Linked DNA regions of Homo sapiens: region 2 is linked to region 1. A link is a loop called in an ENCODE intact Hi-C map of the cell type or tissue named here. Cell type or tissue: OCI-LY7. All regions are shown on one strand.

The links. A loop is a pair of places that touch in the nucleus more often than their neighbours do. Peaks named below come from ENCODE experiments on the same cell type or tissue, not always from the same donor. Only the 100,000 strongest peaks of a DNase experiment are listed, where the experiment ranks them.
Region 2: it touches region 1 in a loop (3-fold over the local background); 1 of 110 quality-filtered maps calls a loop at or near these places.

Annotation. Positions count from the first base shown.
Region 1 is chrX:148,377,921-148,382,920 of GRCh38, forward strand. No RefSeq gene overlaps it. Among named protein-coding and RNA genes, the nearest start is that of AFF2, 120 kb to the right of the region's middle. RefSeq lists an enhancer at 3,542-3,631. In OCI-LY7, a CTCF peak has its summit at 2,408 (motif pointing left); DNase peaks (open chromatin) are centred at 2,411, 2,901, 3,461 and 3,921; H3K4me3 peaks cover 2,416 bases; H3K27ac peaks cover 3,269 bases.
Region 2 is chrX:148,130,264-148,135,263 of GRCh38, forward strand. No RefSeq gene overlaps it. Among named protein-coding and RNA genes, the nearest start is that of FMR1NB, 150 kb to the left of the region's middle. In OCI-LY7, CTCF peaks have their summits at 3,053 (motif pointing right), 3,255 and 4,582; a DNase peak (open chromatin) is centred at 3,048.

The DNA.
Region 1 (5,000 bases):
ACTAGTTTACAGTCCCACCAACAGTGTAAAAGTGTTCCTATTTCTCCACATCCTTTCCAGCACCTGTTGTTTCCTGACTTTTTAATGATTGCCATTCTAACTGGTGTCAGATGGTATCTCATTGTGGTTTTGATTTGCATTTCTCTGATGGCCAGGGATGGTGAGCATTTTTTCATGTGTTTTTTGGCTGCATAAATGTCTTCTTTTGAGAAGTGTCTGTTCATGTCCTTCGCCCACTTTTTGATGGGGTTGTTTGTTTTTTTCTTGTAAATTTGTTTGAGTTCATTGTAGATTCTGGATATTAGCCCTTTGTCAGATGAGTAGGTTGCGAAAATTTTCTCCCATTTTGTAGGTTGCCTGTTCACTCTGATGGTAGTTTCTTTTGCCGTGCAGAAGCTCTTTAGTTGAATTAGATCCCATTTGTCAATTTTGTCTTTTGTTGCCATTGCTTTTGGTGTTGTAGACATGAAGTCCTTGCCCACGCCTATGTCCTGAATGGTAATGCCTAAGTTTTCTTCTAGGGTTTTTATGGTTTTAGGTCTAACGTTTAAGTCTTTAATCCATCTTGAATTAATTTTTGTATAAGGTGTAAGGAAGGGATCCAGTTTCAGCTTTCTACATATGGCTAACCAGTTTTCCCAGCACCATTTATTAAATAGGGAATCCTTTCCCCATTGCTTGTTTTTCTCAGGTTTGTCAAAGATCAGATAGTTGTAGACATGCAGCGTTATTTCTGAGGGCTCTGTTCTGTTCCATTGATCTATGTCTCTGTTTTGGTAACAGTATCATGCCGTTTTGGTTACTGTAGCCTTGTAGTATAGTTTGAAGTCAGGTACCACTTCTATTTTTTTTTAAAAAAAGAAAAGGGTACATGTATCCAAACTGTCCTTCCAGCGCCATCTGTTACCTCCCAGAGGGGAAAGTATCTCTGAGCTGGTGGAGAAGTAAAGGAAGGTGCAAGCTTGGAACCTGATCAGAGCCCCATTGGGAATAGCATTGGAGGTTGTTGGGAAGTGGAAGGGGAAGTCCTTCCTGACCCAGCCTAATATGGAGGAGGCTCAGAGTGAGAGGAAGGAGGACCCACCAGGGCAGAAGGACTCATTGCTCCTGCCTTCCCCTGGAGAGGTGTTGAGAAGACAGCATCTACAGGGTCAAAGTCTAAAGCAGAAATTGGCTCCTCTTTCAACTGTTTAAGAGATGCCACACAGACTCTGCAGGAGTCCCGGAGTTTTGGATCCTGGTTTAATTTTATAAAAGCCAGCACATATGGGATCTCAATGCATTTATTAGAAATTTTCTGCAATACAATTTCAATTGTAAATAGTGTTATAACTCAAAGACCCCATTCCTAGGCTGTGTCTCTTTGTCCCCCTGGGGATTCCAAAGCCAAGCAACATTACAGAGAAACATCAGCTTCTTTTTCTTTAGATTATCCAATTCAAATTCATCTCAATTACTCAGGATGCATCCTAGGGAGAAATCTTTTGGTATGCCTGCAGTGTTTTCCGTGGTAGACCTGGTGTCCTATGATTAAGTAGCCTGGTGAGGGATGGAACCCTTGGCTCTGACAAACCCCTCTTCTTCCCACCCAACCCAGACCCTCAGAAACCTGGTGAGAACCAGGCAAGACAAGGAGGACAGAGGGAAGGGAGCTGACTGAGGGAGCTTGAGAGACTCTAGCTCTCAAATTTTCTGGCCACAGCCCTCAAAATCTAATAGGTTGTAGATTTTGCACCAGCTCTAAGTAGAACCTACTGTATATTTACATTCATTGGCACTGACTCTATCAAGAGATAACATGATGGACTAGACAAACCAAAAAAGTAAAGTGGTGATCTGGTCTAGTGAGTAAGGCCTTCTCCCAGGAATTGTGAAGGGTCAGGCTCACATGCAACAAAGACCATCAAAGGAAGTACATTTTCACTTAGACAAATGACAAAACAGATTTCCAGTTTCCAGACCCCATAAAGAAGACAAAAATTGAGGAAAGTACTGAGAAATTTCAAAGTCTGAGACAAAAGGGAACTCCAGGTTGCTGACTACTTTTTAGCCAGCTCACGAACAGGGGACAATTTTTCAGCTCAATACCAGAAAGCTGAGCCAGATTCACTCCAGCTACCCAAACAAAATACCAGATGGGTAAATAGGAATCACTCCCATTGGCCAAACAGAAACTGAAACCAGGGTTCCAAGAGCTGATTAATTAAACACCAGGACTCCTGAAGAGTCAAAACAGACTGAAAAGGAAGAAGGTGAAGGGAAAAAAAGGAAAGCAAAGGGAAGATAGAAGATGAATGAAAGGGAACGGGGACACACTCAGAGTCTGGATCTGATTCACCAAGGCGCTAACACTGAAACAGTGGTCCAGAGTGCCAGCTTTTGTTCATGTCTGGTCAGACACCTCCATCCTCTGGGCAATCTCACTCACTCTCCTGGGACCTAAAAGGAGAGCCTCACCTGGGGTGCCACAAAATGTTACCAGCATCATGGATTCTTGTGATTGCCCAGGATAGAAACCAAAAGAGATAACCAAACATAGCAGCAAAGGAAAGTTTATTCCGCTTGTGCACAGGGGAGTCAGCACCAAGAAGGGAAAAGAAATGGGTTGCTTATCGAGGGTAGTCTGTGAGTTAGGTTTACAGGAGTTTTCTACAGGAAAGTATTACATTCGAGCATGTATAGGAGTAGGAGGGATTTTTCTAGTGCTTGTGCATTGGCTCAACATGCTTTTTCATACATCATATGTAGAATTAGCATTTTACATCTCCACCTCTGGGCATGATTTTTAACATTAAAATAAGGAAGGGGTAACTGTAGTTCGAAGTTTAACTCTAACTGCACATGCAGGGCCCTGGGGAAGTCCCTAGCCCCCGAAGCAGGAATTTGTGGTTAACAGCTTCTTGGGTCTTTTATTACTGATTGGTTGAGAGTTAGGTAAGCTACAGCTTGAGTAAGGAACTTGCATTCTTTTACTCCAGACCATATTAAAACAGGGAACCAACCAGCCTGCCTGTCTCATAGCTAGTTTGCTTTAATCTGTTCCCAGCTTACCTTCCTTTTCTCAGATGAAATGAGACTCATGTTAACCAAAATGCCATCCTACCTTTTGTCTTTTGACTAGACACATTGTAGAGGTTTGGATTTGTTAACCTGGAATGGGAAAGGCTGAGAGGGGAAATGATCCTGGGTATGCTAATGAGCAGAAAGAAAACAAGGATGGCACGGATACCTCTCTCTCCCCCTTCTATGTGTGTCCTCTACCTGTTGTACATTCGTATGAGATAGGTATTAATATAACCTACACTTCGTAGGTGACGAAACAGTCTCAGAGAGTGAAAGGGACTTGACCAAAGTCACAGAGCCAGTGAGTGACAGGGTCAGGGAGAGAAGCCACGTCTGCATGACTCAAAGCTTATGTCTCTAATTACCCTACATACTACCCCGCCGCCTTTGCAAGTTATAAATAGGTCATGCTGGCTTTACTCATTAAGTCCTGGGTTGCTAAAGTGAAAGAAAAACTTCCTTCCCAGTATGCCTTGTACACATCCTGAAACTGAAAGAAAGCACTTTAGAACAAATTAAAGGCAGTTGTCTTCTGTGTCTTAGGGAACAAAAATACTAATTGTATTTTTAACCTCAAATTGTAGAGCCTGAAAAGACTGGCTTGAGAAGGAGCCTAGGTCATTCCCTGGACACCTAGAGGTCTAGAGGGCATAATAGAGGTCCACAAGTTTTTCTCAATGTGAAACAAACAATAATCCTCCCAACCAGACAGAGAATTTACATACGCTCCCTTTCAGACCGGGCAGGCAGACAAAGTCACAAGTGCTTTGACTTTGGGCTAAGGATTCTGTCAGGTCCATCAATCCTTTAACCTCACCTTCACAGCCATGATAGCTAACCCTGACTGAACACTTTCTGTATGCCAGCCACTGTTCCACTTCCTTTACTCCTCATAACAACCCTGAGGTTATGACTAGTATCACCTCTATTTTGCAGAAACTTGAGGGCATCTCATGCTGACAAGAAACTAATTGGGAGTTACCCAATCCTTTCAATTAATTCTTTAAAAGGGAAAATTTATTTAATTACTCCCTCATAAATGCAGGTGGTAAAGAAGGCTATTCAAATAAATAAATGCTGTTTGATATAGCAAAATATTTCAAAATGTGTAGTCCCCAGTGAGGAGAGTTCTTTATAAAGGTGGCCTTGATGATGGGAAGCTTTGGGCTGTCGATTGGCTTAGATCATATAATGAGTGATAATCTTACTGGGCTCTCAGAGAATTCCAGGAAGTCTAATGTAAACCCTAACCTTTGGGGGCCCGTCTCAGGAAGATCAGTGACCATTCTTGCTCAAATTCATCACTAGAGTCTCTGGGCTGGGTCATCGGAATGACCCATTTCATATGTAAAGTCTTTGAACACAAGAAATCAGTCATCTTGTAACACTAAGATAACACAAAAACCCAAAAACATGCAAAAAGGGACACACGTGTATGATAAATCTGTGGCTTGGGCCCCATTTATACTCTAAAATACATCACTCTTGCCTTCTGTTCTACTTATTGTCACTGGCTGCACTTTGCTAGAATGGTCAGATCCATTGGGGGTAAAAATCCCAAGCATAGCAACAGTGTCCAAGCAGAAGCAGCAGTCAAATGTTTTTAACTATCAGAGGGAAGGCCTGTGTACCAATAATCAACTCAGAAGCCAAATCAAAGTGGGTTCCACTGTAGCAGAAATGATGTGGAGTAGAACTAGCAAGGAAGGGCAAGCAGTCCCCATCTTTTAGAATTTTGCACCAGATCCATGGAAATCTCAGTCCAGCAAAATGCATCTCAGCCAGCTAGAAGAAAACCGCTGGCTGAAAGTTTAGTGGCAGAAAATGTGACCTGATTTTCTTCAGAAATAACAATGATGGTCATTGAGTGATAACTAACTACACCCCAGATACTATTCTAAGTGTATGTTATCTCATTTGATTTTCTAGAGGGATAC
Region 2 (5,000 bases), 250 kb before region 1:
ATTAAGAGGGGCTAACATTTCAAGCTAACACATGTTACTGAACATAGAATTGTACACATGAGGTCATTACTGCAGCACATGTGTGCTGGGCTCAATAAGTAAATATCAGGTGCACACTTTCCTTCAGAGGCAAGGAGCAGTTGTACAATAAAAACAAGGGGATGTGGCATTCATCTCGTGGTGACAAGATACCATTTTCTTGGTTAGTGCTGAGGCAAGTTTGGGATACTTTTCTCTGAATTTTAATAGGCAGAAGAACCTTATCTGGCGATATATGCTTCTAAAGTTCCTAGGATTATGGTTGTAGTTTTAGCAATGAAATGAAAAGCTAAAGCTGGATTCATTATGGAAAACAAAATAAATTCGGTGGTTTTGAAATTTCCAGAGGCTACCTGAAAAATAGGTATTGATGTATCTCACATATTTTTTAAATGATAGGATCGGAACAAGACATATTAGAAAAGTAATTTCACCACATAGTGAGGGTTGAGAACTCCATTTATTGTTTAACTCCAAATTTAGCATGTTCTAGTTAAGACCTTATATCAGTCGTTAAATCTTGGTGATTAAATTTCCAAGAAAAACAAACAAACAAACAAAAGCATTTCCTCTGTGGAAGGCAATATGCTGTATTGGTTAAGAACACAGACAGGTTCTGGCAGCAGATTTAGCTGTGTCACCTTGAGTAAATTTCTTACTCTCCTTCTGTCTCAGTTTCCTTATCTGTTAAAAAAAAAAGGTGACTTTAGACACATTTACCTTATTTGGGTACTTATGAGAATTAAATGAGTTAATACATACACACACACACACATATATGAACAAATTAGCAATAAGAAAGCAAACAATGCCATCAAAAAGTGGGCTTAGGGCATGAGTAGACAATTCTCAAAAGAAGATACACAAATGGCTAACAAGCACATGGAAAAATGTTCAGCATCACTAATGATCAGGGAAATGTAAATCAAAACCACAGTGCAATACCACTTTACTCCTGCAAGAAGGGCCATAATAAAAAAATCAAAAAATAGTAGATGTTGACATGGATGTGGTGAAAGGGAAGCACTTCTACACTGCTGGTGGGAACGTAAACTAGTAAAACCACTATGGAAAACAGCATGGGGATTCCTTAAAGAACTAAAAGTAGAACTACCAATTGATCCAGCAATCCCACTACTGGGTATCTACCCAGAGGAAAAGATGTCATTATATGAAAAAGATACTTGCACATGCATGTTTATAGCAGCATAATTCACAATTGCAAAAACGTGGAACGAGCCCAAATGCCCATCAATCAATGAGTGGATATAGAAACTGTGGTATATATATATATACACATATATATATATATATATGTATGTATATATAGTGTGTATATATATATACACAATTGTATATGTATATATAATTGTATATATATACACATAATTGTGTATGTATATATAGTGTGTATATATATACAATTGTGTGTGTATATATATACAATTGTGTATATATATATACACAATGGAATGCTACTCAGTCATAAAAAGGAATGACTTAGTGGCATTTGCAGCAACCCAGATGAGATTGGAGACTATTGTTCTAAGTGAAGTAACTCAGGAATGGAAAACCAAACATCGTATGTTCTCACTCATAAGTGGGAGCTAAGCTATGAGGATGCAAAGGCATAAGAATGACACAGTGGACTTTGGGGACTCAGGAAGAAAGGGTGGGAAGGGGGTGAGAGATAAAAGACTACACATAGTGTTCAGTGTATACTGCTCGGGTGTTGGGTGTACCAACATCTCACAAATCACCACTAAAGAACTTACACATGTAACCAAACACCATCTGTTTCCCAATAACCTACGGAAATAAAAAAAAAGTGAGTTAACATACATGAAGTCCTTAGAGAAACACCTGGTATGTAGAGAATATTCATGAGCAGTAGATATTATTATTACCACTTACTGTTCAAGGTTCTGTATCATTTTAGTTGAAGAATATGCTGAGATTTCTAAGCAATTTTAAAAATATATCATTTACAGACATTTGTGTATATGAATCATAATTTTTCTGATACTAGGCAAGCAAAGGAAGTCCAGAAATAAATTAGACATCGAGACAAATGTCAGTGCAATTGATAACCATTATACCAAATTTCAAAATTTCATGTATATCCAGACAGTTTCATTCTTCTCATTAACCGACTTGATAATATGTAAATATTAGGTTGGTGCAAGAGTAAGTGCGCTTTTTGCCATTACTTTTAATCCCACTACTTTGAACATACTTCATATATTTTCCATCATTTTTCTTACCATTTTGTAAACAAATTCTTCCCCCATTCCTTTTAATTGCAAAAAACACACTGACTTTTGTACCAACTTAAATAGTTATATATTTGAAATTAAACAACAAAACTCTTCTGATATAATCTGTTCTATATATTAAGGTTCCATGTAAGATTGATTTTAAAAGTCCGTCCCACTGATTAAAAAAAAAAACTAAAAAGGTTTAAAGTTCATTGATCTAAAGAAAATAGTGTTTCTTTTACTGTAATAATAATGATGATAATATAATTTTTATGAAGTACTCTCTTACCTATGATCTCATTTGTTACAACAACCCAGCAAAACAGCCAGGGTCGGAATTATCATTCATATTTTACTGATGAGAGAATGAAGCCTCGAAGAGGTAAAAGTGACTTACTCGAGTGACAAGGCTATTGTGACCCAAAGCCAGAAAGGATTCCAATCCAATTCTTTATTCCTCATTCAGTTTTTTTACTTGACCTGCCTCGCAGCCGACAGGGCTAAATGTTCCTGTTCCAAAGCTGAGGGCCTTTTCTCCTGGGTGCTCCTGATGCAATGATTTATAGCAGAAGTGCGGGGTCATGCCTTTCTGGCTCCTTACAGGAGGGAGGTTTTCCGTGCACCTTGGCTTCTGATCGCACTGTGTAGTGAATTTGGAGGTGTCAAGGTGGACTCACACGGTAATGTGAGCCTAAGATGAGAAGTTAATTAGGTCTTTTGATATCTAATGAGGTTTCAAATCATTTATCACCAGTAGAGAGCACTATAAGATTAGAATTAATAGCAGGACTTGCATGAAGAAAATAATGTTTGTATCATGAATGTATTACAAAGGCGGAGTTAAAATGATTGATTTTAAGCAAGCATGATCTGCCCTTGTAATAGTAGATCATTTCCATCAGTTGAATCTTTACAAAGCAGTCACTCAAAACTTGCATTTAAATGTAATAGCAATATTAAAAGAAGTAGGCGTTGCTTGCTTGTTGAAGTTACATTGAAGAGGTTCAATTCTGAATCATAACCCAGGCATATGTGCCTTCTACTTGAATATCTTGCTTCCAAACCACTGTTGCAGTGTTTATAACACAGAGTTCCTTCTTTCTTCCTGACTCCTGTGTTGCATATGGGACTCCACACATACAGAATAGGTTCAAAGATATCAAGATACCATGGGGCTTCATGCTGACCCCCTTTATTTTTCTTACTTGGGATTTGTGGCTGTTGGGCTTTCTTAAACCTTTTTTTTCTGGTTGTAGATATAAAATCAAGCTTCATTTCATAAGTAGCCTTCAGTGTATTCATATTATTTAGAGACATGCAGTAAATACAAATCTGCCCACAGTCTACAGACTGAAATATTGGCATTTAGTTCCATCCTAATTACAGTATTTTACTAGTCTAACACTGACATGCATCACACAATGACTTTCATGCTGTGGAAAGCTTTGAAATGGATCTGCCTTAAAGATAGCTGCACTTACACTTCATATGTTTTTCATCATTTTTCTTACCATTTTGCCAGTTCCCCAAACTAGCTGTATTTAAACAAATTCTTCCCCCACAGCCATTTTGTTCTCTGATTTCACCCTGCCGTGAAGTCTCAATGCAAAATCGGCAATAGCATGATTGATCATTTAGCTGACAGCATAGTCATGAACACGAGGTAGAAACTTCACATCCAGTAAGAGGAGAAGCTGGAATGCAGAGGTATTAAAATACAAATATCTCCCATGAAAACAGAGGAAACATGAGAGGTTTAATGTTTGAATAAATCTCCTCTATTCCCCAAACCCTAGCCATTGATAAATGTGCTCCCTCTTCAATCTTGTTTCAGTATTCAAGTTTTCTCATAAGTAGTGTATTTATTGAAAAAAGCCCTCTCCCTTTACTCTGTCCTCATCACAACAGTAAAAGAACCCGCCCCCCGACCCGCCAACCTTGCAAAAAGAGCCTGTGAGAATGCTTTCCTCTAAGGACTCAGTTACTTGCTTGCCTAAATGAAGAAGAGACATGTCTGTAGTAATACTTGCATGTTGGACGAGCCCCATTCAGAAGAAAATCACAATGAGGTTTCTGTTTATACAGGTGCCATTAGGTGTACTTACTGTCACAGTTGTAAGTTAGGTAGCTAACCAAGTGCACTGCACATGGAGTTAAAAAATTCAAATTTAAAAAATGCAAATAAGCTAACTGCTGGCATGAGGATTGGGTCTCCCAAACATAGGTTCTATCATTGTAGTTCCCCAAGGGGGCTCTACATACACTTACAGCAGTATACTGGGCCACTATCCTGGCTATTGAATACCAAGTCCATTTTATATATCATTGACAAAGATTTGTATGGCCTCAAAGAGGACTTTCAATTGGGGGCTATTGCTTTTATTTTTGCCTTTTGTGTAGAATTGGCATTTTAGGGCTGCTGGCAAAATTAATTTACTGACAGTGACAGCATCTGTGAAATACATTTACCTAGAAAATGTAAATATGAATATACATATATCAGAAGAATGTATTATAAAAAGTTTCACATTACTTGCGTTAAATATTCAATGATATAATAGTTATGAACCCATTTGATCTAGAGTCTCACCACAGTAGGGTAGTATTTTTAATAATAATTTTTTGAATCTTATACATTTTAAATTTATTATTTGGGGCTTTAATTTTGTATATACATAAGTGTCTCTTAAGTGAAGGAATTTA